Linked DNA regions of Homo sapiens: region 2 is linked to region 1. Evidence: chromatin loops called from intact Hi-C (ENCODE). Cell type or tissue: GM12878. All regions are shown on one strand. Each heading gives the region's core, and the rest is flanking DNA. Links, peaks and the distances in the headings are about the cores only.

Region 1 (15,965 bases), core at 3,554-11,553:
ACTGTAGCTGATTCAAGGGAAAATGAAAACTTTTCAAAGACAACACTGCTTGAGCTGAGCCACTGTTTCTAAGTGCCTTATGCCCTCTTGCCTTTCGGGTGGCCTGGTAAACACACAGCCTAACTGTGCTTCCAGCCCCAGGCCGCAGGGTTCTAATGAATATTCAGCCACATTAACATGCATTTTCTTTGTGTTGTTCTTGGTTTGTTTGTTTTTTTTCAGTCCTACCAAGATGGGGCTGGTGTAGATAACGTTCTTGTGATGCCGCCTCAGGTATCAGAACTCTGAGAAGCGTTTGCAAGTTAAATGCTAAGATTCCCCAATGATTATGCGGAAACTTAAAAAAAAAAAAACTAACCACACTAACCTAAAGAAGCGAGTTTACAGTGGATAACAGTTATGCAGCTGTCAAGATAACTCATGAGACCTTCTATACCAACTGAGATAAATATCACTTATGTATCATCAATGTCCAAATTACATACATAGGTACCCAGAAACCCCCCCAATACAGGGTGAGAACTCAAAGAGTCTTTATTTCTATCCCAAAGCGGGTTCTTTCTAGTACACACAGTCTAAATATACAAACAAGCACACAAAACAAACTCAGTTAAATGTGTGCTTCTTTTTTTTTCTTTTTTCATCTTAAAATCCAAAGTCATTTGAAAAATCTCTTAAGACTAATAGGAGACTAATTATTAATTTATAGTTTTATCTTAATAAAAAAGTGAATAAAAAGGTGTTTTAATCCAGATAGTTTTAAAATTTGTCGTATTAAAAGCATCTCTTATGCTTATTCCAAATGTAGTAAAATAATCAGGTGATTCTAACTCTAAATGAGGTAAACGTTAATTAGATGTTTCTGGTTTCTTTGATTGTGAGCAAAATAGCAAAAGGCTTTAAACTGGTCAGTTGCACTGTGACACAACCAATGTTTAAGAAATCACTCTGTAAACGGCATCCAGGAATGCAGCACCAACACTTGCAGTAACAATATCCAGACGAAGCCAAAAAGTTTGGATACTGCTGTGTTGTTCTAAACTGACTGAGGTTTTGAGGACTAACAACATTCCCCCATAATGATGGTGGTGTCTTTAGATTGAGATAAGATTCAAATTTATTGAGGGTTATTTACTGTTGTGTATAAGGTTCTGTGTGTTGAGGAGGGAAGTAGCCAGTTGGAGGAGGGCAACTTGGCTGGGCTCACAGCTGAGAAACCTCAGGAGCTTGCATATCCCTATAAGGTAATTTCTTTCCTTTTTTAACATAGGCAAGGTAATTAAATGTTAGTCAATCTTAACAGACTGAAAGGCAAGGATATGCTACTATATACTGAAATACTGGCATTCACTGCAATATTTGCCTTACAGTATTAAGGCTTTAGTGGTATCTCATTAAATAAATAAAGCTCTACAAAATGTTTTAGCCCAATTCTGATCATGAGTATGTGTTTTAAACAGTATTGCTTGCCAGAAAGAAGGGGCAGTGGGAGGGTAATTCCTATATGCTGTAATTTACCTGACAAATTAATTGCAAACACACACACACGTACACAAGTGCACACAAACTTAAGTAAATGTACAAACCTGACCTGGTGTCCTATGATGCAAAGCATTACATTTACAAGAGCATAAAGTTCATTAGTTTACTTCCTTCCTCCAAAGCTTAAAGGAGACAAAAAAATCATATCATTCATTTCATTTTTGAAAGGAAATATGCCTGGGGTGTTTATATAAACACAGTAAATTGTAGGTTCCATGTAACCATATACATTTTTATTTCTAAAGCAGGGTGGACAAGTCATAGGGTCCTGAGTTTTCTAAGATGATTAATATACTAGATAATTGCAGAATTCTCAGCCATACTTCAGATGTGTAAACCAATCCGAAATGGTACTTGGCACAAATATCTCATGCCAGGGTTTCTACCAAATCCCTTAAAACTTACTGGTCTCGAAGGAACACAGACTGGTTATTGGGCCTACCAGTTGCATCTTGAGAGTGAAATCTGGAAAGAAGGGACAATAGATGTGTGTATTCATTTTCTATTATATATACTTCGGTGTAGCTTGAATTATTTATAAAAATATAATAATGAAAATTAAATTTAAAAATATGGCTGAACGTGGTTGCTCATGCATGTAATCCTAGTACTTTGGGAGGCCAAGGCGGGAGGATCACTTAGCCCAGGAGTTCAAGACCAGCCTGGGCAACATAGGGAGACCCTGTCTCTATTAAACATAAAAAATACAAAATTAGCTGGGCATGGCGGTGTGCACCTGTGGTCCCAGCTACTCAGTAGGCTGAGGTGGGAGGATTGCAAAAACCCAGGAGGTCAAGGCTGTACTGAGTACTCCACTGCACTCCAGCCAGTGTAATAGGGCGAAACCATATCTTTAAAAATAATAATAATAAAATAAAAATAGAAAACATGCCTTTTAGGTATAAAGGGCAAATGCCCCCACCTTACTATTATTAATCATATTCTACTAAAGTCTCTGTTACATGAGATTTGGGATGTACAGGTGCAAAAGTCATATATATATATATTTTTTGTTGTTGTTGTTGTTGTTTGTTTGTTTTTTGTTTTTTGTTTTGTTTTTGAGACAGAGTCTTGCTGGAGTGCAGTAGCACCGTCTTGGCTCACTGCAACCTCTGTCTCCCGGGTTCACGTGATTCTCCTGCCTCAGCCTCCTGAGTAGCTGGGACTACAGGTGCCCACCACCATGCCTGGCTAATGTTTGTATTTTTGGTAGGGACAGGGTTTCATCATGTTGGTCAGGCTGGTCCCGATCTCCTGACCTCAGGCAATCCACCTGCCTCGGCCTCCCCAAGTGCAGGGATTACAGGCGTGAGCCACTGAGCCCGGCCCTAAAGTCATATTTTAATAAAACCAGAAAACAAATGTCTTTATCATATAGTTTGGTGAGTCAAACAAACAAACAAAAAGCAAGTGTGTTATCAGCATGTCTCTATGCTGAGAAGAGAAGGTGTGCTTGCCAGAATTGTCAGATTAATTTTTAGAAAGAGACAGAGGTAAGCACTGTGCTTCGTTTTCTTTTAAACAGGGATGAATGCCTCCTTTACTGGCCCTACCTTCTCAGCTGTCATTAAAATATAACCCAGTAGTGTCTAGGGACTGTGTCTCTGGGAGGTGTGACCTTCATTTGCATGATAAATCCCAGTGCATTCCATTAGCAATAGAGGGGAGGGATAGGTATGAGGGGGTGATTCTTACAGAAGAAATTTTGTCTAGAGCTGGAAAGAGGAGTAGCCCTAGTTGAATGGATCAAGGGCCAGAGACAAGGATTCTGAAAATTCTAACGTAAAGTCCCAAAAGATAGGAATTGGAGCTTTTATCTCAAATCAACCTTAGCAGATTTAGGAGATAACCTCTTCGGATGTAGAGATGTGTTCCTTTGGACAGGTAGAGACAACCCTCACTTCTGGGAGAGTTTCTCATTTTGTAGTGGCGAATGAGCCCTAGTGGCAGTGGGTGGACTTCAAAGGCAGCACACTAGTTAGACCTGGGGCTGCTGCTGATCAAGTGAAACATGAGGTTAGACGGAAAGGCTGTCCAAGGCTGCCATGCTGTTAGCAGACAATGACAACAAAAATAGCTGCTACTTGTGGAGTTCTCATTAGGTACTAAGCACTTAACTACCATTTTCTCCAGTTTTTTCTACAACCCTGTAAGGTAGACATTATCATTTCTATTTCACAGAAGAGAAAAGTGAGGTTCATGGAGGTTAAGTAATTTGCTCAAGTCATACAACTGGCAAGAGAAAGAATCAGACTTTGAAACAACACCAAAGACTGTGTTTGGCCTCCTTCCAGGTAGAACTAAAGGAGTTATGTTCCAGTGGAGGACAGATGACCATACCCACGAGACAGTCAACAGACACTGGCAGGGACCAGTGCCATAGTTCCTGGGACCAAACATGGCAAGGCCCAGAATCCAAGGACCAAATCAAATTATCTTTAAGAATCCTTCTTGAGAAACTCTAATGGGCAGATACCGACACATTTTGGCTACCATAATCTGACTTCTGCAGGATGATGTCTGCTCCCTTCTCTTCCAGCTAAATGCACACGCACAGTAGTTCCAGGAGGCCTACGAGGAAACCTTTCCCGTGCTTCTTGATGGGACTCTCAGGCAAGAGTAAAACAATCATCTCACACTGCTGAACACCAACCCGACACTTGGGCTCTTCCAGCTTGAAGCATTCTTGTCATAAGGGTCACAGAAAAGGAAACATCGAAGGTCAGTGCTTCATTATGTGAGTGATTTTGAGGGAAAGGGAGAGAAGCAAGAGAGAAAACCTTGAACAAGAAAGAAGCCAAAGATTCAAAAAGAAAAGCAGGAATGGTTAAGTACAAAATCGAGAAGGAAAGGAACTGGTGTAAGAACAATCTGAATGGAGAGCATGAGATTCCTATTCCTCTGCAATATTGCAGGTAGTTGCATGCACAGACATTTTTCACTACCTAAATCTGTCTTCTTCCTGTGTTTAGACAATGATAGCATAGATAGCAAGAGTTGGAGAGCAAGAGATAGGACATTCTCTGAACAGCACATAAGAGAGTGTAGACCAAGGGAGACTCCTTTCATCCCAGCAGCCCAATCTAAGTAATTTATCTGAATCCATATCATTCCTGAGTACAGAGAGCTCAAGTTCACACAGTAAGGAGTAACTGTACTTTGTGATTCCAGGTTCCACTGTACCTGCATAAGCTATGGGCATATATGTTGTGTTACTATAAGTTTCTTATATCAGGCCACTTGAATGACTTTATAAATAAGAAATCCTGTCTTCAGTATGGCACAAGCATAGCTTTAAAAAAATTGCAAAGAAAAACAGAAATCCAAGGCAATTTTGAAGAATTTCCTCCAAGAATGACTGACTTGGGTCTTTCTCCAGACATACTAATATTAGTATTTTACTCCAGCTTCTCATCAATTTACATGGGTTTACTTCAATCCCAAGGGAACTGTGGGGCCATCCCCACACCATGGAGCAAGATATAAGAGGAACATACATCAGACAGGAGAATCACTTAAAAAAGTGATAAAGAGACAGAATTTAGGCTTCTTAAAGATAAAGAATGGCTAGCCTGCCCTGGGAGTTTTCTAGAAAACTCAAGATATGACAGATGTGGCCGACATATTTGGAAGAGACCAGGAAAGGTCTGCCAGAGGCTGCTTTTCAAAAGAAAGGAACAAAAATAGTGGAAGCTCTATCTCCCTCTACCTCCCCTGTCTGGTGCTCCGAATGTACCCACAACCCAACTGAAATCTTAAGTTAAATTTCCACCGGAAATAAAAGGTCTAAGTGGGAATGGGGACAATGTTGCTGATTTGGCAATGTGAGCAGCAATGTCATGACACTTCAGTGCTTTATGATATAACGTGTTAGCATGGCAGTATTCGTCATATACTGGCCATAAATAGGTAAAACGTGAATGGTTTACATCATTAGAGAAGAAAATATAATTTGCGCACATATACCTATTTCCTGCAGTATGAAAAGAGTAATGTACTCTTCTGAGGGAGGGGACGGGAATTAAAGACTCACCAATAATTCTTTCTATGTGTGTGCCTTTATGGTTTTTTGACATGTATTTTACGTTTTCCTTCCAGAGATTCTTTGTAACGTGAGATTCCTTAAAAGTGCTACTTCCTACTAACAGTAGTCACCAACATTAAAACTCCATATCATGTTAAATTGGATTACTGAGTTCTAATTTTACCTTAAATGGAGCAGAGGGGGGTGTAACATTTTTTAAGCCACAGCAAGAAATCCATGGGATAGCTGCAACCGTTTTTAAATACTCATATTTTTGTATGAGTATTAGGCCTGTCTGTGACAATGTTCTTGGAAAAAATTAAAAAGCTCCCTTCCTCCAATAATATGCTCAACATCCTCTTTTGCCAGAGGCACTCACTCATTATATAAATCAAACAAGCACACAGCACTAGACAAAAAGTGACTAGTAATGCCCAGCACATTCCTCTGCTTGAGCTGAGATGATTTTGGTGCATTGCATGCAGATGTCAGGTATTTTAATAAAGAGCTCCATTGTGCAGGCCCCACTACTCCTCCTTAGCTCCCAGCACTCCCTGAAAAGGGGGGCAGGAGGAGAGGGGAAGAGCAACAGCCATTCCAGCTGGAGCTGGAACCTAGTCTGAGTCAGGAAAACCACAGCTCATAAGCAAAGAGGAAGCATAATGTTCTACAAGGACAAAACATTAGCAGAAATGTCACTCAGCCCCAGTTCCACATGTTGGCTGCCACGGCCTCTTCCTCCTAGCATGCCCGATTGATATAAATTCCATCTGCTCAGCAGCCAAGTGACAGAGAAGAAATACCGGCATCTGGTCTCCATTGCTGTCGGGTTTTTGTTCCATGTAAGACCTTAGCTAGAGACATATGAAGAGATGAAGGTGCTGGCAAGCGACTAAAAGGCTGAACTGGCAAAAGGAGACTTTCTGATGCTTTTCACACTTCTCTTTAGATTTTTTACAGGGATGGGGGAGGGTGTGACTGAGACTTGATAACCTGAACAGTGGGAGCCAAGAGGCCTGAAGGTCATTTCGTGTTTTTTAAGGTTTGAAGCTTTTTAAAAGAGTTTTAATGTTAAAAACGATAAAGCACAACACTTATTCCCCCTTTCCATCCATTTAATGCAACAGAAGGCAACTAAGTCACAGAAGAATGTTCTTCAGCTATTTTTTCCCCCTTCTCTTAAACATCCACCGATTTGGACCTGCTCCACAGGCACTTTATATTCTCCTGAGGAGCAGCTGAAAAATGCCAAAAATCAAAACCACCACTCTGTTTTAACCCCCAGCTGTCCAGAAAAGTATAAAGTCATCTATCAAGCCTAAAACCATGATGGGAAAGAAAAGCCAGTCTAAGCCTCATAAAGAAAGCTGGATGCTCCAAGAGTTCACTCCCACCAATCTCTCAGGTCATCATTTAATTATTCACTCAATCAGAAGACTGAGAACAGTGAAAATGAAACATGGAAGCAGAACTGGTGAGAGAAAACACAGGTATCGAGTTTCAGTGTCTATTCGTGTGTTTTCAAAGCGGTATCAATGAAAATGGCTCTGTTCACAAACATAACACGGAAAGGGTTTTTAAAATAAAACAACTGGCCGGACGCGGTGGCTCACACCTGTAATCCCAGCACTTTGGGAGGCCGAGGTGGGTGGATCATGAAGTCAGGAGATGGAGACCATCCTGGCTAACACGATGAAACCCTGTCTCTACTAAAAACACAAAAAATTAGCCGGGCAGGGTGGCAGGCGCCTGTGGTCCCAGCTACTTGGGAGGCTAAGGCAGGAGAATGGCATGAACCCGGGAGGCGGAGCTTGCAGTGAGCCGAGATAGCGCCACTGCACTCCAGCCTGGACGAAATAGCAAGACCCCGTCTCAAAACAAAAAAAAAAAACAAAACAAAAAAAAACAATTAATGTCAGGTCCTAACGCTGCCTTGAAAAACAACTGTGAAGGTGAATCTTGTTAAACCCTCTTCAAAGTATGACTAAAGAGAAGAAAGGTATAAACTTTCTGGAAAAAGAATACAAAAAAAGATTAAAAGAATCTTTTGGCCCAGCGCGGTGGCTCACACCTATAATCCCAACACCAGAGGCCGAGGCGGGCGGATCACCTGAGGTCAATAGTTCGAGACCAGCCTGGCCAACATGGTGAAACCCTGTCTCTACTAAAAATACAAAAAATTAGCCAGGCATGGTGGCAGACGCCTGTAATCCCAGCTACTTGGGAGGCTGAGGCAGGAGAATCGCTTGAACCCAGGAGGCAGAGATTGCAGTGAACTGAGATCGTCCAGGAGGCAGAGATTGCAGTGAGCTGAGATTGTGCTACTGCACTCCAGCCTGGACAACAATTCCATCTCAAAAAAGAATATTTTAATAACTGTTCTATTTTACAACTCTAACAGATTTTAGCTTCACCCAAAAAAACAAAACACCACCATATGAGATTATGCTGTGAAATAAGCTGCTTCTTCAATCTCCACCTTTTCCTCTTTACTACCTAATGAGCACTTGGGGTGAGAACACCATGCATGGTAAAAGAAGCGAATTATAATAAAGACAAAAAAGTTAAATAAAATGACAAGGAAACCAGTAGCAACAGAGTTGACTGTGACCCCTTTGAAACTGCTACCAGTGTTAATGACTGATGAAACTGTAATGAAGTACAGTATGAGCTACTAGTAGACACCAGATTTAACCTGAGAGTGAATGGGGCTTCAGCTCAGGTCTCTCATTTGCCTAGGTCGTTAGGAGTTTCAGAGTAAGAGAACATCCTAGGTGGTAAGGAGACGCCAGAGTGCAAACAGGCAAGATTTCTAGGTAAGCACTTCTGACAAGTTCCCTAAGGAAATTTAGAAGGAAAGGGCCCAAATCTCCTTGATTCCTGTTTCCATTTCCTGTTTTTTTTTGGGGGGTGATTTCTTATTCTAAATACACATTCAGGATTATACCTAAAAATATTAGGAGCTTAAATTAGTCTATTTGCTAAATAGGACTCTGATGTTCCTATGTATAATAATCTACTGAACATGTTTAACATACTCTGTGTAAATAAATGTCATTAAAATAACAATACAGTGGAAGAAAAAATAGATGAATGAAAAATCTTATTAATAATAAGCTCTATACAACAACATTTATTACCTTAAGAAAATAACAATCCTGGCTGAAAAATTTTATTCAGTAAGACTGAAATTCAGGCCAGATGCAGTGGCTCATGCCAGCAATCCCAGCACTTTGGGAGGCCAAGGCAGGAAGATCATTTGAGGCCAGGAGTTCAAGACCAGCCTGGGCAACATAGTTTGACCCTGTCTCTACAAAAAATACAAAAATTAGCTGGGTGTGGTGGCACCACCTGCAGTCCTAGCCACTCAGAAGGCTAAGGTGGGAGGATCACTTGAGCCTGAAAGGTCAAAGCTGCAGTGAGCTGTGATAGCGCCACTGCACTCCAGCTGGGTGACAGACAGAGACCCGGAGTGGGGGAGGGGGGGGGAAGGAGATTGAAATTCACTGAATACAATTACTACATAAAATACTAGTAGATAACATTGATAACTAGATAACATTAACTAGTTCACATTGTTTTAAGGACTTGAAGATCTTTCTAAGCCAGACTCAAGAATCAAAAGTCAATCAAAAGGTAATAAAACCACACAAAACTTAAAAAAAGAAAACCAACTACGCAACAAAAACAAATGAAAAGCAAAAGCAAAAACAAGGTAAAGAGCTGAAAACCAACTATGAACAACTATTCACAATACAGATATACTATGGGCTAATACTCTTTAGATACAAAAAGGTGCTAAAAATGAAACGGATTTACAACGCAATAGAAATATAGAAAGAACCTGAAAAGACGTTTAGAAAAAAAATGGAAACAGAAATGACTGATAATCATAAAAGGATGGTAAACCTTACTCATTAAGAGAAATGCAAATAAAAGCAATGTACTACCATTTATCCCCTATCAACAACCAGAATACCAAAGATCAAAAATATGTTTCATCACCTAGTCTACCAGTGTATGAAGGAATAGGCACACAAATTACGATACATCCATACAATGCAGCTGTTAAAAAAGAATGAGGTAGCTCTTTATGTGCTGATATGAAGTTGTTTACAAGATATATTATTAAGTGAAAAAGGAAAAGTGCAGAATAATGTGCTCACTATATTCCCCTTCACCATTTTTATCAAACACACAGAAAGATATGTTGTGTTTTACATGCACAGACTATTTCTAGAACTATACCCCAATATCACTTACTTTCAACCACAGTCCTTTATATAATTTTTTTTTGCTAAAGGCATGTATTCCTTTTTAGAATACATTTTAACTTTAAAAGTGTATTTGATACAGCACAATCAAGAGTCTATCCTTGAACTTATGACTAAATACTTTTTGTTTCTTATTTTATCATTCTATCTACTAGATACTGTATATAAGTTCCTACAGACATAACCTGTCCTGATCTTTATAAAGGTAAACTAAAATGCTTCATCCTGGGTTTTTGTTTTTGTTCTCCCTAAAATGCTAAGTTTCTTACTCTTTTTGGTCTTTTCAGATCACTGTTGTATTTAATTATATATAAAGGAACACATACATACACATATATGTATGTATATGTGGCATATGCGTACATCTGTGTGGCAAAGAATATGGTATTTTTCTGGGTATTAAAAATGTGATCATTTGCTAACTCCTTACACCCAGTGAGATAAGGATAACAAAGATCGTTTACGAGGTAAATTCCTTTCCAAATGAAAACCAAACCAACATAATACCTAACTGATTTACCTCCTTGGAGGATTTATTTTTAAAAACATAATGTGTGTCCACCAATGCTGGGATTACTTCCCAACATAGTTTAATGCTTTTTTTTTTTTTTTTTTTTTTTTTTGCCTTGTGATTCACCTTACTCTCGGCCATTTCCTGAGCCACGTCTGAAGAAATCCTGTACTGCCAAGATATATCCTCAGACAAAGAAATGTCCATTAGTCACTCACTAAAAGGGTAAAAAGCAATCGAAATGTTTTCCTATCTGAACCCCTGGTGCCAGCACAGTATACAGTAGACAATATATGCCATAATTTATTGCCTGAACTCCCCATTGATATGACCATGATATGTCAATGGAAAGTGAGTTCATAAAAAATAAATTCTCATTCTCTTCACATAAATTTATTGAGATTCTATGACACTCCCAGAACGTGGATATAGCAAACAACACTATGTACCATCCATGAAAAAACTTACAATCCAGTAGGAGAAAAAGACAAGTAAACAAGCAGTTATTGTAGAGCATAATAAGAAATAAACGAAAACTGCCATATGGGCATTTTAGTTGGTACAGTCAATGCCAAATAGAGAGAGCAGTAGCAGTTTCCTGAAAAAGTGATGGCTAGGTTGAGACCTAAATGCAGGTAGGAATTAATTTGGGGAAGTGTTGGAAGCAGCACACTTCAGGAACAGAGAGAGGAAGAGAGGAAGCAAGAGAGCACATGTCCAAACAGAGGAATGACACACTGCTAAAGGACAAGGACTGGGGGGCAGTTCACATCTTCCGCATGATAGCTACTGGCTTCTCATTCTTAAGCTTCAGAAACAGGCAGAATGCCATACCTGACAGATTCACTAACCTGATCAAACACATCAACTCTTAGTTTGCAAACATCAGAGGATGATGATGATGCCATGATAATTAGGTGCAAAGAGATAATTAGCATCAAAGAGACAGGAAAGTTTATTTGCTGTTGGTCATCTTCACCACCCATCTTATCTCCCCCAGACCCCTGTCTACCCCTGTGGCACTGTTTTGCGGTCTAAATGGGAGTCTTATCATCTATTGTTCAAAATGTAATGCCACCTTTATCAAACTGTACGAAGTGTTCAGCTGCCTGCTTGTGAAGCCCACCAACACAACTTCCTACAAGTATATGGCTGCTGGGGTGACTGAGGAGCTGAAAGAACCTGCATAAGCTTCAATAGCAGGCCAGAGCACCACTTTTCTGTGAACGACAACTGATAGGTCAAATCACTAGGGAGCGGCTAAAGAGTTATTAATGGTGACAGGTACACTACCTGGGAGACAGGTTGAGAGGCAAAAAAGATTATTTATAAGCGAATAGTTAACAGCTGTACCTACTGCTAAGCATTACACGGATGCCACAAACTGTAGAATTCAAATCCTGAGTTATTCAAGCACGAACAACTGCCTGTCACCCAAATGCAACGCATCGCTACAAATTAAGGTGGGAGAGATGAGATGCTGCAACGCTGCCTCACCCAGGAAGGCAATGTCATCCTGGAGCTCAGGTAAGAGGTGGAAAAAGGATGAGATAACCATGAGGTAAATTACGGTTCTTAACAATAATGATGAATTTGCAAGAACAGCTTTATAATTTTTCCTGAGGGCTTTAACAACAGAACAGATGCCAAATGCATCTTGTATTATCAACAGTAAAATGGACTTGGAAGTGAGGAAAGATTGAAGAGCTGTGGGGTTAGAATGACAAAATGAGAAGAAAAATCATGACAAAGAAACGATAGAGGTTTGGTCTTTACAATTTTGAATAATTATTACTTAAGATAATTGTTACTAACAAACTCCATTAATAATATATGACTTATTTTCTAAAATGACAATAGTTCTTGAATATAACTTTTTCTCTTATTTTTTCTTGTCATCTCTTTAACAGCTCTTGTTTCATGGTGGGAAAACAATAGGTATGTCACAGAAATTTTCAGTTCCTAGAGAAACGAAAATACAAAAACTTGTTGAGGATATTTATTCTCATAGATTTTCAACTCAGTATATATTGAGCTTTCAGGCTTTTCAGAACACTGAGTTGAGAGGAACAACTTCCACTGTTGATTTTCTAAATGTTAATATATGAGATGGTTTCTATAGTTATCTACTTTGTTTATGGTCCAGAGTCATGATAGAGTAGCATAAATATTCCTATCAAAGTGGCAGATGTCATATTTACCCAAAATACAATAGTTTTAGAAGTACCTACATAATGACCTGGCAATTCTACTTCTAAATATTTATTCTACAAAAACAAACATACACAGTAATAAACACATATAAGGATATTTCCTACAACAGTGTTTGAAAAGCCCAAACACTGAAAACAACCCAACTGTCTTTAAATAAGTGACTAAATAAATTATGGTATATCCACATAATGGGAAATTATATGGAGGTTCAAAAAATGGATGAGATCTCTCTATACTAACGTGGAAAGAGGCCTGTATTAGTTTCCTAGGGCTGCCACACCAAATTACTACCACCGTAGTGGCTTATAACAATGGAAACATATTCTCTCTCTGTTCCAGAGGCCAGAAGTTTGCAATTGAGGTGTGAGTAGGGCTGTGTTCCACTCAGAGGCTCTGGGAAATAATCTGTTGCATGCCTCTCTCCTAGCTTCCGGAGGCTCTGCCGCCATCTTTACCTCACCTCCTCCTTTGCATATGTCTTCTGCTCTGTATGTAATCTCCTAATATCTTACACGGATACACAGGATGGTAGTTAGGGCCTACCCACAGAGTCCGAGATTATCTCCTTATCTTAAAATCCTTGACTTAATCACATCTGCAAAAACCCTTTTTTCCAAATAAGGTACCATTCACAGGCTCCAGGGATTTGACATGGATATTTTGAGTGGAAGTGGGTAGATATTTTTTGGTCAACCACAAGATATATTTTTTAAACAGTAGGATATAAGAAAAATATACATAGAATGAATCCATTTACTAATAATCATAATTAGTGCCACAGATACATGATAATGATAACATATGGAGAAGTGTTATCTCTACAAAAAGGGGCTATGGACAGTTTTCATTTTTGCATTATACATTACTGCAATGTTTCAATTTTATATTAATTTTGTATTACTTTCATAATCAAAAACCAATAACACATATTTAAAAGGAAGCTTTGATATATTTTGACATCTTCCCAAATTTTCTTACCTAATTCTGGTCCCTGTTGTGGAAAAAGGGTTTAGTCAAAACTGCATAATAGATGATGATTACTAGTTGTTCTAGTGGAATAAAATTTTATAAATAATAAAAATATTAAGTCATAATTTTTGAGTATGCTATTCATTAAATAGACTGCTGTAGTTTCTAAGGATGAAAAGTTTCATCCTTAATCCAACCTTCTATGAATACCTGACAACTGTTCCACTAAATAAATCCCCAAACCGAAATCTATGACCTCTCCTTCAAAACTGAGGTTTTAGTTTTATTTTTTATTTATTTATGAGATGGAGTCTCACTCTGTTGTCCAGGCTGGAGAGCAGTGGCATGATCGCGGCTCACCACAACCTCTGCCTCCCAGGCTCAACCGATTCTTCTGCCTCAGCTTCTGAGTAGCTGGGATTACAGGTACGGACCACCATGCCCAGCTAATTTTTGTATTTTTAGTAGAGATGGGGTTTCACTTTCATCATGTTGGCCAGTCTGGTCTTGAACTGCTGACTTCAAGTGGTCTGCCTACTTCGGCCTCCCAAAGTGCATGAGCCACCGCACCTGGCCAAAAAAGTGAAGTGTTTTTTGTTTTTTGTTTTTTTTTTTAAAAAAGCCTTTCTAAGGTTGACTATGCACAGGCATGAACTACTGAAGCGGCATTACTGTTCACCCTGCCCTTTACGAAATTCCTCTCTTTGCAGATTTTCTCCCTGAATATAGCTTCATCTTCAAGTTTTATTATACCTGCAAAATTTAGTTAACAACAACTTCACCTTATTAACATCTTCTGGAACAAAAGTTCCAGAAATCACTGTACATTTCTCTACTCCACATTTCACCCCCTTCATGAGAATTGCTAAGCACTATGAAAGCCAATTGGGGTTCCCTGGATTTTCTCTCTCATAAAAAAACTGACAAGGCTTTTCTCTGTCTAGGAGAGAGGGCGATGATCAAGATCCACTTTTATGGAAAACATGATATTATGCTGAGAAATCTGTCAAGAGCGGGAAAAGCACTTCATAGAGGGAGAATGTAAACCATAATGCTGAGAGAAATATCTGCATTAACTTTTTGCATTTGTTCACAAAAGTTTATGAAATGCCTACTGTGTGAAAGATTGCACCACAAACCATGGTATATGTTGTAAGCTGTGTGGGCAGAACTTCTGGTGTCTGAGAATCTGACAAGAAGAGAAATGAGTTCACTAACGGCAGACTGTTGCTCTGACGCACGGCCAGCCAGCAAGCCGAGGCATGAGGAGATGCAGGGGAAGAGCATGAGCTGGACAGGTGTCATGCACAAGCAGCTCTGCAGCAGGGCTCACGGTGCCTGATAATTATGGATATTGTCAGATCTGCCAAGAGACATATTTAGCAATGAGCCGGGAGGGGGCAGGAGGAGGTAGGCATATTACGAAACTTGCCACCCACCTCCCATTGGCACTATCAGTTTCCAAGGCTCTATTAAAGATAAACAAGGATGCCTAGCCTCCCCTGAGATCAAGAGGAGATGGTGATTATGAAAATAATAACAGTTTTAAAAATTACTTAAATGTTCTAAGGGAGCCTTTATTTCTGGCAGTGTTAAACACTTGCAAGGAAGAAGGTAGAAAACAAAAACAAACTAGAAGACCACAGTAGCCTCAGTCTGAAAGGCCACTCCAGGGCTACTTAAACCAAACACTCTCTGTGAGTTCAGTGGTTAGGCTTTTCCCTCCTCTGGGTGGCATTCCAAAGGCTTCTCCTTCACATGTGCAAAAACAAGAAAGCGGCGACAAGATGCTACAGCAGATTTCTGTTTGAGACGATGTTTCTGAGGGAATAAGAAAAAAAAAAACAAAAAACCAAGCGAGAGAGGGAGAAGTTTTTCTTTCATTTAATTTTTTTTTTAAACAAAAACCTAGAGACACTGGTCTGTGAAGCCAAGTTTGTTAACGTGCAAGTATAATTTACTTTTATGTAAACATAACTTCACAGAGTTATCAGTAGGTTCCATTTTCAGTAAAAACAAACAAACAAAAAAAAAGAAGCTGCAAAATAATTATAAAACATATGGTGCAAACTCCGGCTGTGTTTATTTTATGACAGTTAACATTATTTACAGTGTGATCTGGTCAGAATTAATACTCAAAGGGTTATACACAGAATATGTCAAATTTTTCTTCTTAATCATGCACACCATTAGTTTTGTCAACCCATCTAAATGAATTTATCTAGAGATCTCCTGTATTCCCCCAAAGAAATCAATTATATTTTTTAACATATTATTTTATTCAAAATGCTTGACTAACACCACCGATAAGCTGCCAATAGTAATATAGGAAGGAGCTCACCCTCTTCTTAAATGGGGAAGTTTGACAAAATGCACTTAAAATTCTGCCATTTGTTGCATGAGATTCTTTAACTCCACACTGTTCATTTCG
Region 2 (15,965 bases), core at 4,167-12,166, 53 kb after region 1:
AATTACAAGCATCAAGTGGTCAGCTTTTAGGAGCTCTGGATCCTAGACTACTATTTGAATTTCCAATAGATTAACATTTAACACACGTCTTTAGGGATTGTTTTTATGAAACTCTTTCCACGATTACTTTAAGAGTTCTAAAAGTTGTTAGCGATGAGATTTTTATTGGAGCAATTTCTGGGGTCAGATTTTAAAGTTTTCATTATTTATAAACAGAATATTTTTACCACTCCTATCTCAAATGTCCAGGCCATAACCTCTGAATTTATGAGGGTGGTGGCTCTTCATTTTTGCTAATACGACCAATAATTTTCAATTATACCACACTTCATAATAAGCACACTATACCCAATATAATGATATGTCATTTCAATGTACCTAGCCCATGCACTTCCACAGGTTTAATGGGATTTTGCGTATTTAGAATTTCATCATAAAGGGGCCCTTTGGAATCATTATCACATCAATCCTTTCCCATTGTAAGACTCAGCTCTCTTACCAGGCAAAAGCATCAGGGCTCAAGGCAAAGACTTAGTCTACTCTTAGATTGTAAGCTAGATCCTAATAAAAGCCTTAACACTTGGGGAGAACATTAATATAGGGCAATGATGACACATTAAAACTTTTTAGTGAATCAGGAGATCGTGAAGGCAGGCAACAATTGTGATTAAGAGAAAAATTTCTTATGACGTGAAGTAATATTTAGATCTGCACATTTTATTCACTACTTCTGGGGGAAAGAACTATGTAACTGGGAGCAAGTTAAGTACAAAATAACTCATGTTCCATTTAAGTCACAACTTTCTAACTGTAACTGTCAAGGTTGAATTAATTAGGATATTTAATACCAAGGCTTGCTTCTAGAGTTTTTTTTTTTTTTTTAAAGAGAAGAAGAAAACGAATGGTATTTAGCTAAAAGAGTTGATCCCCAAGTGTGGTGATAAAAACTGTCAACCCTTATGTACAAAGGGTTTTTTTTTTTTTCTTCAACAAATAGTGTGTCAGTGTTTTTTAAAATGAATAAACTCCACTGAACCTCTACAAATCCTCATTACATTACTATACCTTATATACATTATGTGAATGGCCCTTGATTTTTTTTCTCATCTCTTAATACATGAGGGATAATGTATAAATACTCTCATGGTTTATTATGAATGTAATTCCAAACTGTAGGGAGGGAAGAGGGACAAAAGTAGTTCCAGTTAAGCCCCACTGTCCTACGGATTTTAATCAACCTCAGTTGACATGTAGCTTTCAGGGTATGTGGATATACATACACATATAAACACCCACAATTAGTCCAGGGTAGACACTGAGCTCCACTCGAGACTATACAGCCAATATTTCAAACTGAATGGCATTTCCCCCTGTGGCCTTACGCATAATAAAGTCCTCAAAACAGACTTTGAAAAGCATTAAAGTCTGACTGAGGCACACATAAAAGTATTTCACCACTCGGTTGTTCAGAAGCTCTCTCTCCTGGCTAGTAGATTAAACAGGTCCTTGGTTATACTTATTCTCCCGCTTCTTCTTTCTTACATGGCCCACTTTTGGGGGCATGCCTTTGCTCTTTTGCAGCAACTCCACATGAAGGTGGTAACAGGCAAAGAGAAAATTTTATCTGCAAATTTGACAGTAGATCTAAGAAGAGATTTAGTAACTGAATCTACTTGCTGAAACCAGGTTTGGGAATTATTATTATTGCCACTGCTGTTCTATCCAATCTCCAGTTGCCTCAGCCAGCTTAAAGTTGGCTACACAAACCCTGCTTTATCCAGTTTATGTACCAATGGATTTAATACACAGTACACTGACTATAAAACATATCTCATTTTAAAAGTAACTATTGAGATTTGCTACCTGAATTAACTATGTACATCCTTTTATTAAACAAAAATACGAATTCTTCTGTAAGAAAATAATCACCCTACCCCCCAGTTATTCACTTTAAAGACTTAATTTTCTTAAAGGAACATATATCTATATAAGAATTTCATTAAGCAAAAAGTGCAAAGGCAAGGCATATTTACTATTTGATAAAATATATGCTTTAAACTATCACATGTGAAAAAATATTTCAAAATTGAGAGTCGTGGTATAAAAAGCCAGCATCTGGTAGGGAAATATCTAAAAGAAAGAAATTATTATACTCAGTCTTGAAAAAGAAAAATGAATGTCACCTTTGTGTCACAAGTAATTTTTCCTCCTTCCCCCAGTAATTCAGGCTGAAATCTCACTCTAAATCTATAATCAATCTGTTTTCCCCACTGTAATCCCTTAAAATCTCTAGGCTATCACACACACTTTTGGCACTGACGTGTGTTTTCTTCTGGACTGCTGGATTTGCTTAATGCATATATCAAGTATCAAACTGCTTTGTATCAGTAACCGGTGGGATAAAAAGACCCTATGTAAAGATTTCCTCATAAAAACGGGTTAAGAGGGCAGTCCTAGGGCTTAGGAAAAGTCTAACCTAACGAAATCTTAAATGCACAAGTAGAAAATGTTAAGAACTAAAGCAGTATCTGCCGATTTTTCCACTAATGTGATCAACATATCATTGAGCAGATAGGGAAACCTAAAGTTACCATCCCATTCTCTATTAGTGGGCTGTTTGACATGTATGAGTTATCAACAAGGCAAAAACTCTTTTGGGATTTAGACCATTGGCAAAACGAAAGTATTTTATACCATCACACATATTTAATGGAGCGCAAACTTTCAGAAAAGAAGTGACATCTGAAATAATGTGAATAAAGAAACAGAGGGGATATATTGGTTAGTGCTTTGAATTCTGTTTACTAATTTGATCATGATAGTAACCCTAATTTCTAATTAGAAAATTTCTAATTAGATAAGTTCAATTAATCAGTACCAACGGGCACAATCAAAAGAGTCAATACAAATTGTAAAATGTAGCAATTTTTCCTTGAGATATTTTACTGTATTTAAAAACCAGTAAAAGAAAACACTTGCCAAATTCATTTAGTCTCTGACTGAGGCACACATATGTGATCTCCTAATTTACAGCTTGCACATACAGATGTTCACACTTAGTAAAAGGGCTTCTTAATAGCTTTTTTTAATTAAAAGTGTGTTGATAATAGGTGTTTTAAATATATCCAAACAACACAGCTGAACTGACAAATGCCTGTCTTCATGCCTCACCATGTCTCACATTGTAGCAAGATTTTGTAAGAGAGAAAAGGTTATATGATTCATTCACATATATATAGGATAAATGTTATCCCCCAAGAACTCCAAATGAAATCTTTCATTAATTTTTCCTTCTATGATCTGTTTCCAAGTAGAAAATGTTAGATAGCTACTCGGTTTATGTAGCCGAAAGCAGAACCACACAGCCGTTGCTTGCTGCCTGCAGTTTTTTTCCTTTGCAAAACTTTGAACCCCATCCAGCTTTGACACACTGCCTCTTCAGTTAATAACTATCAAGTTTCCCCTTGTCTCCTGTCTACTTTTCTTTGAGGCAATTGCGCACTCAGCACCCCGAGATAATAACACACATCTATAAGATAAAAGCAATGGCATTAATGTAATTGTCTGCCTCTCTCTCTTTAGCCTAATCTTTTTTTTCCTTCAGTTTTGACTGCCTGTGTGACACCTGTTTTTGTCTCCTCTGATCCTACGACAGGTTTTCCGCTGACAAGGTTTTTGCCTGACACAGATTCTGCAGACAAGAACATAATAAAATATGAAGAACTGCTTGTCAGAGTTTCTGCCAATGCTCACATGAAATATAGAAAAAAAAATGACTTTTTTTTTAAGGGGCCTTGTGATGGTCGCTTTTGGCATGTCAGAAAAAACACCTCCCTAGCCAAGTTCTCCAAGCCAAACAGGTGTTTTCTTTTATGTTAGAGGTTGATTTGTTTTTTAATTTTTACTGATAGTGGAAAACACGATTAGCCAAAAGGAGGCGGGTGGGTAATGTCTTACCCTCAGATTTTTGCAGGCAAAGGAATATAAAAAAACTGGAAAGCCGAAGGTATTTCACTCAAGATCTTATCTTCTGAATAAAACAAAAACACCAACATCTGTTAATGATTAAACAAATTTAACTTCTCTAAAATTTACTTCCTGGATGTTTGGGCTGCTAAAACCTCCCACTTACCTTTCACTTATTTTGTTGTCTGAAGACAGAGGGAAACAGCAAAGGTGAAAATAGAATGAGAACTGGAAAAGAAAAACGCACAAATGGGCATAAAGACAAGGTGTTTGTGGGCTGTGCTTATACCTTAAAATGGGAAGAGGCTGCTGGAAAAGCAAATGGCAATTAGGAATCTGAGTGAGACTTTTCCATAAGCTTAGAGTTTCAATAAACCTTTGTTCCATGCACCACATGAGATGCTGCAGTATGTTCCAGCACACAAAGGTGAAGTGCCCTTCCTGAGCTTTTCAAGTTAGTGGAAGGATCAGTATTACCCAGAAACCTCTGGTCTCAGCAAAGTGTATTGAGAAAATAAAGAAGGGAGCACTTAATTGCTCCGGGGGTGGGGAGTGGTGGTGCAGAGGGGAGTAAAGGGGTGGGAATCCCACTTTCTTGATGAACAAGGCACAGGAAAAACTGGCCAGGATCAATAGTGCAGCAAGCGTCAAAGTACGAAAAACTGGGAAAGAGTTTACAGTGGTGACTCAAGGGACAAGAGCCTGGATTTAGGGTGTTAGGATTATCACACCAATTCTAACTACTCTGCCACCAAACCACTTTAACCTAGGCTTTAGCTCTCCAAATATATTCTCTCATACCTAGAGCCTACGATTACCACGTCTAATGGAAATATAATTTATGGCCGGGCACGGAGGCTCACAGCTGTAATCTCAGTGCTTTGGGAGCCAGTGCGGGAAGATCATTTGCATCTAGGAGCTTGAGACCAGCCTGGGCAACAAGACGAAACCCTATCTCTACAAAAAATACAAAAATTAGCTGGGCGTGGTAGCGCACACCTGTGGTCCCAGCTACTCAGGAGGCTGAGGTGGGAGGATTGCTTGAACCCAGGAAGGGGAAGTTGCAATGAGATGACATTGCACCATTGCATCTGGGTGACAGAGCAAGACCCTGTCTCAAAAAAAAAAAAAAAACAGAAAAAGAAAAAGAAAGAAATATAATTCAAGCCAAGATACAGAATTTTAATTTTTCTAGTTTCAAGTAAAATAGTAAAAAAGTGATGTTTAAAAACGTATTTGACATGATAAATCAAAAATATATGGAAGAACAACTCTTAATGACTATTTTACATTCTTTTTTTAAATAAGATGACAGCTCCAAAATTTGGTGTACACTTTATACCTACATCACATCTCAATTTGGACTAGCCACATTTCAAGTGTTCAAAGCCATAACAGTGGCTTCCTTATTGGACAGCCAGGTGTAGAGTTGCCTTTACATTTCTTGGCGAGTAGAATCTAAGGCCCAAGACTGTCCTTTCAATTAGATGGGTTTGCATTTAAATTTGTAGCGTCACTTGACTGTACAGAAGGCAAAGAGGCCCATGAGGTCAAAGTGGGGATCTCCCTGGGTACCAGGGAGCAGCTGAACGAAGAGAGGAATCTCACTACTGGGCCTTTTAACAAATACTGGTTACAAGTCTATCCAGTTGTGGTAATACTTAAAGTAATACTTAAAGCACTTCTTATACAATTCTTTGGGTATATGCGAACTAATAACAAATTAATTCAAGAACCTTTTGAAGATATATAAACATCTACAAAGGCAAAACCTGGTAAGAAATGGGATGTATAAACAACATTTTAGGGCTCCCAGAATACAATTCAGAGTTATCTTTGAAATACTGTACTTATCCAGCAATTTCACACTTCAGTAAAGAGGGGAGAGGAGTTAGAAGTCACCATTTATGACATAATAGAGAAGGAAGAGTGGTTGAAAGGATCAACATGATATTGCTGAGGCATATGGGGTCCTTACGACCCAGCCGAATCTCCTAGTTTATCCTGAGTAAAAGGAGAGGAGTTGAGTGTGTTTCATTTATAAACCCTTCAATTTGTGTTCTGCTTAACCTGGTGAACTCCAGTTAATTAAGATGCTCCTATAAACAATTAAGCTTCCTGTAGGATCGTTAGCAAGATATAAAAATTTATGATGTAATAAAATGCAATAAAATGATAAAGTGGCGAGCCCATCGAAGCACTTCACATGCAAAAAGACAGGTGTGAAAATAGGTAAAAGTAGCCTTAATCCTACCTAAAATTCACCTACTTATAGCTTTTGGATTTTTAGCAGGTAAATATTACTATAATTTATTTTAACTGGCGCAATTCTCAAAATGACTTTTGGTGTAAAATATTCCTTACTGTGTTCAAATAAGGGCTCAAATGACATTTTAGGGGAAATGGAAGGTATGGAACTATACTGGATTTGCTTGGGAAAACAATTTCACCTACGGAACACTTGGTCCAACAGCCAAAAGAACTGGTGACCTGACCTCTGCAACTGCATACTGAAGAAAACCTTCCCTGGAAGGAGAAATAGTTTCATCCCAACACATTCCACATTCGTACCTTAAGGGAGACACTAGATATTATCATTAATATTGATGTTTAATATTATTTTATTGACTTAGCAATAACAATACTAGCTCCTAAAATTGTTGTGCCAGAATATTGGGCTAACCCTACTCTTTCATGTAATCCTCTCTCAAAATGAATCTGTGTTATTTAGATGCATTGCTATTATTATCCGAATTTCTCGATGAAATAACTGAGTCTTAGAGAAGGCATTACTAACAAAAGGCAGAGAAGGGATTTGACCACTGGCCTGGCCACACCCAACTTTTAATCACTCTACTTTGCTAAAACATGTCTATCATGTCCACAGTGTTGAAGTCTTACTTTTATAGGAAGTTAGTGATAACAGCAACTAACACTTATTAAGTGTATACTATGTATGAGGCATCTGGATTATCTCATTTAATCTTAGAAGAACACTATGAGCTAGGAGCTATCATCACTCACATTTCACAGATGACAGAACAGAGAGATTATACAACTTGGCAAGATTCTACCTACAGTAGGTGACAGAGCCGCGACGTGAATGTAAACAGTCTCATTCAAGAACAACATTCTTACCTATTTTGTATATTGCCTCCCATTCATTCACCCGAAGCGGGATACAGCTCTGTGTGTTTCATTCTCAACACCCTCCCACGAAACTCCTTACCAGCAGACCAGCAGTGACTACACTGGAGGCCAGGTCTTGCCAGCCTCACTTTATGTTCCATCTGAATAAAACATAGCTAGGAAAAAAAGAAAATCTGGGGAGCTAATAGGCAGACAGCCCAGGACTTTGAAGGGGAGGCACTGTTTGCGCTGGGTTTAAAGAAAATTTAAGGAGTGCAAAGCACCATCCAAAAAGTGTGCAGGCTGAGAAACAAATCAAAAGCTGCTCAGAGACACAATAAGAAAATACTTAGTGCCATTAATCAAGCACCAAACCTTTGCATTTATGAGGATGTCTTCCCTTTAGAGCTTATCAGCAGTGATCAGCAAGTAAAGGAGAGAGGCAGAAGAGGGCACTGTGCCCTCAGGTCAAGCCCAAAAAAGCCTCCTGTGCCAGGCAGGAAAATGGCCTTGCTTTTGCTCTCTAAAACGAAGAAAAAAGTCCAAGGACTTTGCTCATGGAGAGACCAGAATCCAGCTGCCTCACCAAAACTAGGAGGCAGCTAAAAGCTGTTTTCCCTGAGCAAAAGAGAATTTTGCAGCTAGGCAAAGCCGGGTTTCAGCATTTACAATCTGGAAAAACTAAGTCCACTAGAAAGACAAATTCTTTAAGCAGATACTGCACCAGCTTCCGCTTTTTCCAAACGAGTGCACCAAGGGAAGAAGACGATAGTGTTTCTATCCTTGTGTTTCTGAACAAAGCCCTAGAAACATTTCCCCTAAGGATCTGGTTCTTACTTTGCCACTGCTAAGCATGTACTTCCCTTCCCCTGAGGACTCAAATTAGTGCCTGTGCTACTGTTCACCAAACCCTAAACACCCCTCTGGAAAAAAATTTCTACGAAAGAAAATGTTGTTTTCGTTGGGATAGTCTCCAAGCCAGAGCTTGCTGGGAACATTATCTCCCTTTGTCAGACGAAACTTAGTTGTTTTTTAGTCTCCTCTCTTTATCTTGACACATTTACAAATTATCATATGGACACTGTTGTGGAGTCACTCAGAATGAGCATGATATCACAGAAATGTCATGCTTTATTCTTATGATAAAGGAATTTCTATGCGGAGTGGGAAGGAGAGAAGACTAGGGAAGAAAAGAGATTGGCAAGGAAAAGACTGGACTACTTTAGTTATGCTAGGTTTTGGACTCAAGTCAGGGAGAATATTAGAGAGTTACCAGTTGGGAACAAACCACTTTCACAGATATTTAGACAATTTATAAGAACATAGACTGGGACAAATAATAAAGACATGTGAACTTTCATAGGACAAAATGAAAAATTACTTGTTTTGATCTGCCTTGCTTGTAAGTCCTTACAAACTACCATGCCTCCAACGAACTTGAGGAATTTGTAAATAAAATACTGAGATCTCATGATTCTAAATGTAGGACTGATATAATCAACAGCTTTTTTTGTTGTTGTTGTTGAGATGGAGTCTCGCTCTGTCGCCATGCTGGAGTGCAATGGCACAATCTCGGCTCACTGCAACCTCCACCTCCTGGGTTTAAGCGATTCTCATGCTTCAGCCTCCCGAGTAGCTGGGATTACAGGTACGCACCACCACACCCAGCTAATTTTTGTATTTTTAGTAGAGACGGGGTTTCACCATGTTGGCCAGGATGGTCTCAATCTCCTGACCTCCTGATCCACCTGCCTCGGCCTCCCAAAGTGCTGGGATTACAGGCGTGAGCCACCGCGCCTGGCCCAAAACCTTTTTGATTATAGGATGCTTATGACCAATAGCCCTGATTTAGGATTTATGCAAATTGAGTCTGAATAGGATTTTCTTTTAGGTATGGGCTTGCCAGATTTAGCAAATAAACATAAAGGACTCTCACCTAAATTTGCATGGTAATATTTATATTTAAAATCATTTATTGTTTATTGATATTCAGATTCAATCAAAAATTCTATATTTTCTATTTGGGTGAAGGTCTCTATAAATACCCCTGGTCTGATAAGACATATCAAGTACAAGCTGAAAATTCAAATTCAACCATGCTGAGAAAAAAAAAAGAAAAATTATATCCAGTGAATACAAAAAAAAAGGTTTGAAATTAATGGGTTATATGCATATTAAGTCTTACAGTACATTAAACCATAAAGCTGGTTGGTATATGATACTAAATTAACTTTATACTTCTCATCATTTCCGTGGAAGAACTGAAGGCTACCTGGCACAATCCTTCATGTATGAGATAGGTTTAATAAATATCTACTGACTGATGATCTGGATGATGTAGACCAGGTCTGCTTACTTTACATTAAAAAAAAATCAGGAGTTTGGAGAAAATATAGGCAGGAAAAAAGCTGGCTTAATTAGTAAATAATTAAAGTAATAATGTAAAACTATCTTTTCCTCGAATGAAATGCATGCAGTAAAAGGAAATCACATTTACAGAACATAATAAAAGAAAGGTCTCAAAATTCCAGTGCAACAAGCATTCTTGCAGGCAGACCTCAGCCAAAGGAAATAACACTGGTATTAATTCAGATCTCTTGAAAGTGAATGAAGATTCTAGTATTCATGCAGCTTGTTGGAATGGTATATCCTTTCATTTAAAGTCAAAGAAAAAAAAAGAAAATAATTTGCACAGAGAAAGCTGCTGTGGGTGCGTTAAGCTATAAAATGTATTTTTTATTCATCAAGTCTCATATTCTTGCCAAATGCTCACCTCACATACCTAGGAAACAGTGGAATTAAAAAAAAATTTTTTTTTGTTTTTTTCCAAAAAAGAGATGGTCTTAACAAATGAGCTTCATCAGAAGAAAAAGTTACTGATCTAGTTTAAAAAAAAATTCTAAATGAATTACCTCTGTAAAATCTGCCCACCTCTTTTATCAAATACACAAATCAAATATCATGGGATAAAAACAATTTTCCAGTTGTACTGGATTATCATTAAATATTTCCTAAAACGCCTTAGAATTCAGTTTGTTTTCTTTCTTATTTTTACTATTTTATTTACCTTCATCTTAATGGTTTAGAAATAAAGTCCTCATCTAAACTATGGACATTAAAACTAACTTGCAAATATTAAACAATAAAAATGGTTTCGTGCAGCAGTCCTCAACCTTTACATCATGCCTCCTGTTTTTTTTCACGAAGACAGCAAACTCCTATTGGTAATGCTTCCTGTTAGAAGCAGGTATTCTTCAAGGGAGAATAGTAAGTAGGACTCACTCCCACCTGCACCCAATGCTGAGTGTATTCTAGTTGTACCAGCTAATTTTTAACATTCTGTAAAATATTTGGCTGAAGTCTGAATTCTGTGAATGGCCAAATTGCTACTCTAGTGTGGAGGCAAAGGGTAAAAAGAAAAAAAAAAATTACATCACCAGAAAAGGAGCCCATTACTGCTCTTATCCTGATATCTTAATCTTATTTTGCCACTTTCGAACCAAAAAGAGCTCTAAAAAACTTTTGTTGTTATTGTTTTTCAAGCCATACTCAGATTGTTTTAGGTGAATGAAGGAAACGCACTGAGAAGATAAAGCAAACAAGGGAAAGTAAAAAATATAGTATTTATAGTATTTCAGTGAAGTAGTGGCAGTAAACTGGAGTCCTTTTACAGAGACTTGACAGAATTAGAAATTCTGAGCCATTTCTGGCCCATCAACTAAATTATTACAGACTAGGTATGGCCATCTTTTACCAAGAGAAAAAAAAATGTTTAAGTAAATTCAATAAGCCCTGCTTTCTATTATCAGAGTGAAAGAGCTAAGATTCCTTAATGTGGGCAGGGTGGTGGTAAGGTAGGAAATCCTTTATTAATTTAGTGGGAAATACCTACTGGTATTCAGAACTGCTCTGAGATTCCTTCCTCCCTTAACTCAATAGTGCTAAGGATTTTAAGAAAATACTCTGTGAAAAGTAACACAGCCCACTAAGTATTAATAATTTCAAAACCCAGGTGTTGCAGTATAATGAATTAATCACTCTTTAATTTATTATTTTTTTTTTATTTTTGAGACAGAGTCTTGCTCTGTCACCCAGATTGGAATGTGGTGGCATGATCTCAGCTCACTGCAGCCTTGACCTCTTAGGCTCAATCAAACCTCCCACCCCAGCCTTCAAAGTAGTTGGGACCGAGAGCACACGCAAACACACCGGACTAATTTTTGTACTTTTTGTAGAGACAAGATTTTGCCATGTTGCCCAGGTTGGTCTTGAACTCCTGGGCTCAAGCGATCCACCTGTCTCAACCTCGCAAAGTGCTGGGAATACAGGCTGTCAGACACACCACACCCAGCTTTTAATTTTTTAGAAACACATTTCTAAAGATTTTTGTAAAGTAGTTAACGTCAACAACTTACGCAGCTTTAGTAAGCAATCTGTAAGTCAACAGAGAGAATGTGCGTGTGTTTCTGTGTGTGTACATATACAGAGACACACATATGTGCATATATATGGTAGATAATGACCCATGAAATCCAACATCTTAGGAATGAACTGAAAATGCTGTTAACAAGGATAATTTATTCAAGAAAGGAGGTCAACAAATTTCTAAAAATCTGTTTTAGAGAGAATACATGATTTTGGCATTTGGTTATTTTTTAGCAGCAGATATTAAAAATTTTTTTATTGACATAATGACAGGTAGAATGCATTCAGTGCTACCATGAAACCATTCTGGGCAATGTATCTTGGTAGTTTTGTTGCTGTTCCATGCATTTCAGAGGAAAATTACACACTAGAAAACCCAAGTCACTTCCTCATTGCCCCACACCCAGGACACTGCACAGTATAAGGCAGCCGGAAAGAATGCTGTGTTTCACCTCTGAGCAGAAGTCATTGGAGACACGATTTCAGGGTTTCTGTGCAGAGAGAGGGAATGAAGCAATTAGTTGTAATGCTAGGGGCAAAAAGAGTGGGTGCTGTCATCCCACTGCCAACTCCAAGGCTAGAGGCCAACCCCTCACTGCTGTATTTGGCCTCATGAATGGGGAGAGTGTGGGATTCACATGCTTGGGTGTATGCATTTTGAGCTGTATACAGATATCTCCCTGTTGTGGGAAAAAAGAGGTCAAGGTGATAATTGTAAAGGAAAGAATTAGAATACATTTTGCTAAGGTCTGAGAAACACCAAAATTAATATCCTAGAAACATAGAATTTTTAATGGTACAGTAGAAAAAGCACAGTCTGGTGTAACAAAAACATCTTATTCAAGTTGGGTGAAAAATGACATTCTTCAGAAAGTCCTCGAAACAATCACTGGCCAGGAATAATTTATGTTGTTCAAGAAGGAAAAAACATTGCTTTTTCCTTTACATTACTAATGTAATATGCACATGGACATTAAATAGATAAAACAAACTGGTGACACAGTTAACTTTTATACTCCAAGGCTACCATAGTAGATAGATAATGATAATACAAGATGGCTTTGGCAAAAATGAGAGCGAATAAATGAAACGCCTTTGTTCAACGACTGGCCTCCCCTTTAGTGCTCATCTACTGTCCATTTTACTTTTAATATGTATTAGTTAGAAAGGCTTCATATATTTTCTCTTTAATTTTCATAATAAGACTGTAAAGTAGGAACTATTAATCCTATTTTACAGGCAAGAAAACTGAAGTCCAGCAATATTAACATGTCATGAGGTGACAGAGCCAGGATTTGACCTCAGAACAGTCTACAACCAAACTGCCTCCAATATTCATATGGTTCTGATGAGTTTAGGATATAAGCTCTGTACCTATTACCCAGCAAAACCAATACTTCTTCAGAGAAAAAAAGGATATTTGGGAACTGTTATGGGCTTGTGTTCTCCCAAAATTACTATGTTGAAGTCATAACCCCTACTACCTCAGAATGTGACTATATTTGAATATAGGGTATTTAAAGAGGTGATTAAGTTAAAATGAGGCCCTTAGGGTGGGCCCTAATCCAATCTGACTGGTGTCCTTATTAGAGGAAATCTGGATGCACAAGAAGACACCAGTGCTGGGCACAGTGGCTCACACCTATAATCCCAGCACTCTGGGAGGCCGAGGCTGGCAGATCATGAGGTCGGGAGTTCGAGACCAGCCTGGCCAACCTGGTGAAAACCCGTCTCTACTAAAAATACAAAAATTAGCTGGGTGTGGTGGCGCATGCCTGTAATCCCAGCTACTCAGAAGGCTGAGGAAGGAGAACCGCTTGAACCCGGGAGTTGGAGGTTGCAGACACCAGGGCATGCTCCCACAGAGGAGAGACCATGTAAAGGTGACCATCTACAAATGAGGAGGAGAAGCCTCAGAATGAAACCAACCCTGCCAACACTTTGATCTTGGAATTCTAGCCTCCAGAGCTTTGAGGATATAAATTTCTGCTCTCTAAGCCACCCAGCCTGTGGCATTTTGTTATGGCAGCCCTAGCAAACTAATATATGAAGAGAGACGAAATCATTGAATGTAGTAACATAAAGAGACTGCAGAAGTAAATGCAGCTCATCTGTTGTTCAAGACTGGACTGAGACCTGTTGCTGATTTGGGCCTTGTTAATAAAGCAGGAAAGCGCTCTATCCCTGTGGGCATGAAGGACTGCAGGATTGTGGCTGCATGGTGGAAACATACCCCTTCCCGGGTATTCCTCTCAGAGTACTCTCTCTCACAGAAACATGGCTGAAATGTCCCCGCAACTCCATCACACACGCCCTCACAAGCAAGGTACATGATAAATTAAAAGCATTTCGAGGCATGGCCCAGTGTTGTTACCTCAGATGTTGCTAGAATAACATGACATTTATAAAAATACAACCCACTGGATGTTTGGCACTGCTTGGGAATGAAGAATATGTCCACTTAAGAGGCAATACCCGGGGCTGTCAAAAAATCTCAAGCCAGGATTTCTTTTTATAAACATTACCTATCTTTTTAAATTCTACAGTCTGGGAGGTGGAAAAAAAAACGTCTGCTTATTTCCAAGTCTCCTTTTACTTAAACAGAATAAACATAAACCATACACAGGAATATGCTGAACGCTCGGTCAGGGCACACTGACAGAACGGCTCTGTGCACCTGGCAAAAACCCTCAACACTCATATCCTTCGCGTGGGGTCTCCCCACCCCAGCACACACCTACACAGAGCTCACACTCTACCTACGTCGACCACCTCCAATCCCCATGCACACTGAAAGGGAGTATTTACAGGTTATATTTTCAGATACCAGCCAAATAATGTTCCCGTTCACTCTCTCGTCCACCTGAGACCATACAACATTTAACATCTAGAAGGATAAGCTCAGCCCCGAGCACATACGACAAGGGTGAGCAGTCATCGAGGAGTTCTCAAGCAAGGAGGATTTGCCAGCTTCCCTCTGAGGTCCAGGCCCTGAAAGGCCAACTGTGGTATGTTTGAGTTTCCATCAGGCCTGGTGCTTGCTGGCTGCGCCCATGCTCAGTAAGAACTTCACAGCCCAACTGTCCTATAAACATCTTGGCCTTCTGCTGAGAGCTGCTCGCCTAGCTCCTTGGAGCTGAGAATATGCTGTTTTAGAGCCGCAGGCTGAATCTTAACTAACACTTGGAGCACAGCTGACCTCTCTCTTCTCCAGGCCAGTGACTCCTCTAAACAGACACACACACACACACACACACACACACACACACACACACACGAACATGAACATAATAAGAACGGGAAGAAAAGCCCAGATTTTCCTCACCATGTGCCACCCAGCCATGTTTACACTGATCACAAGTCCTCAGGTTAATCTTCCCTGGCTGAAAACATTCACATGTGCAGTTTACCAGTGTGCAACGGATGGCCTGAAAAATAAAGGAGGAAAAAAAGGTCAGCATCTGTTCAAAGATACTATACTCTTTTCACCATTTCAATAAATATTGCCCACTTCTATTTTTAAAGATTTTATGATGGTAGGGGCCTGGAGAGTTTTAAAAATAAATTTAGATATCACCAAAATCTCTTATTAAAAAAGGTAAAGAAAACAAAAGCTCATTCACTAATACAATGTTTTAGGTCATTCACAGTAACCTTTAAATTACAAACTTAGAATAAAAATAAAGGATTACATATTCGATAAGATACCGGATTTACGACATCACAAATCCAAAAAAGAAAAAAGTATATTGCTGCTAATATATATTTCCACTTAAATTTCTCTACTTGTCAATAAAGCAAAAAATACACTGTAACAAAATAATATTCAAGTGAAATGTTTGTGAAAGTAAAATATGGCACACAAATATTATTATTAGAATATTACTTTTCTTCTGCTGAATTTCAATTAAATGTTGTGCTAAACTCTCAAATATATTTTAAAGACACTCCTGTGCTCAATAAGACCTAACATATTTCTATTATTATTTAATCACATCCCAATTCCTTGAATATTTTTTATTCTATTTTCGTTCCTGTTTTGAAAAATAAAAAACAATCCTCCTCTTATTTCAACAGTGACATAAGAAAGAAAATAAGTTTAAATTTTGGTTTCAGATCAGACATGGAACAGAAAAAATCATTTATGTGAATATTTTATATCTGGAACAGTACACCTGTATTGCAGAAAACTGAAAAACACACTTAAAAATCTTTCATTTCCTTATAACCACTTTAAAAAACCATCTCACCAGTTAATATTATAAAATGAATCCATAGAAAATTAGCATAAATGGAGTGTAACTTTTTATGAATAAAAACCTATGTTTAAGAATAGTGCTAAAGCTGACCTAAGCTCCCGGACTACAGTTAATAAATTTATCTCATACAGTTAATTCTAATTTGCATAGAAATTCTGAAGACAGAAGGGATTTAGTCTGATCATT

The links. Hi-C counts contacts between places; a loop is a spot of excess contacts. Peaks named below come from ENCODE experiments on the same cell type or tissue, not always from the same donor. Only the 100,000 strongest peaks of a DNase experiment are listed, where the experiment ranks them.
Region 2: it touches region 1 in a loop (5-fold over the local background); 3 of 110 quality-filtered maps call a loop at or near these places.

The regions. Positions count from the first base shown.
Region 1 is chr9:16,516,031-16,531,995 of GRCh38, forward strand. The region is part of intron 5 of BNC2 (basonuclin zinc finger protein 2); the gene reads right to left. Among named protein-coding and RNA genes, the nearest start is that of BNC2-AS1, 200 kb to the right of the region's middle. RefSeq lists an enhancer at 1-448. In GM12878, for the core only: no CTCF peak of the experiment used is centred there; a DNase peak (open chromatin) is centred at 8,245.
Region 2 is chr9:16,568,138-16,584,102 of GRCh38, forward strand. BNC2 (basonuclin zinc finger protein 2) reads right to left here. Exons shown (of 7, transcript NM_017637.6): 4 at 14,846-14,948. Among named protein-coding and RNA genes, the nearest start is that of BNC2-AS1, 150 kb to the right of the region's middle. In GM12878, for the core only: a CTCF peak has its summit at 7,550 (motif pointing right); no DNase peak of the experiment used is centred there.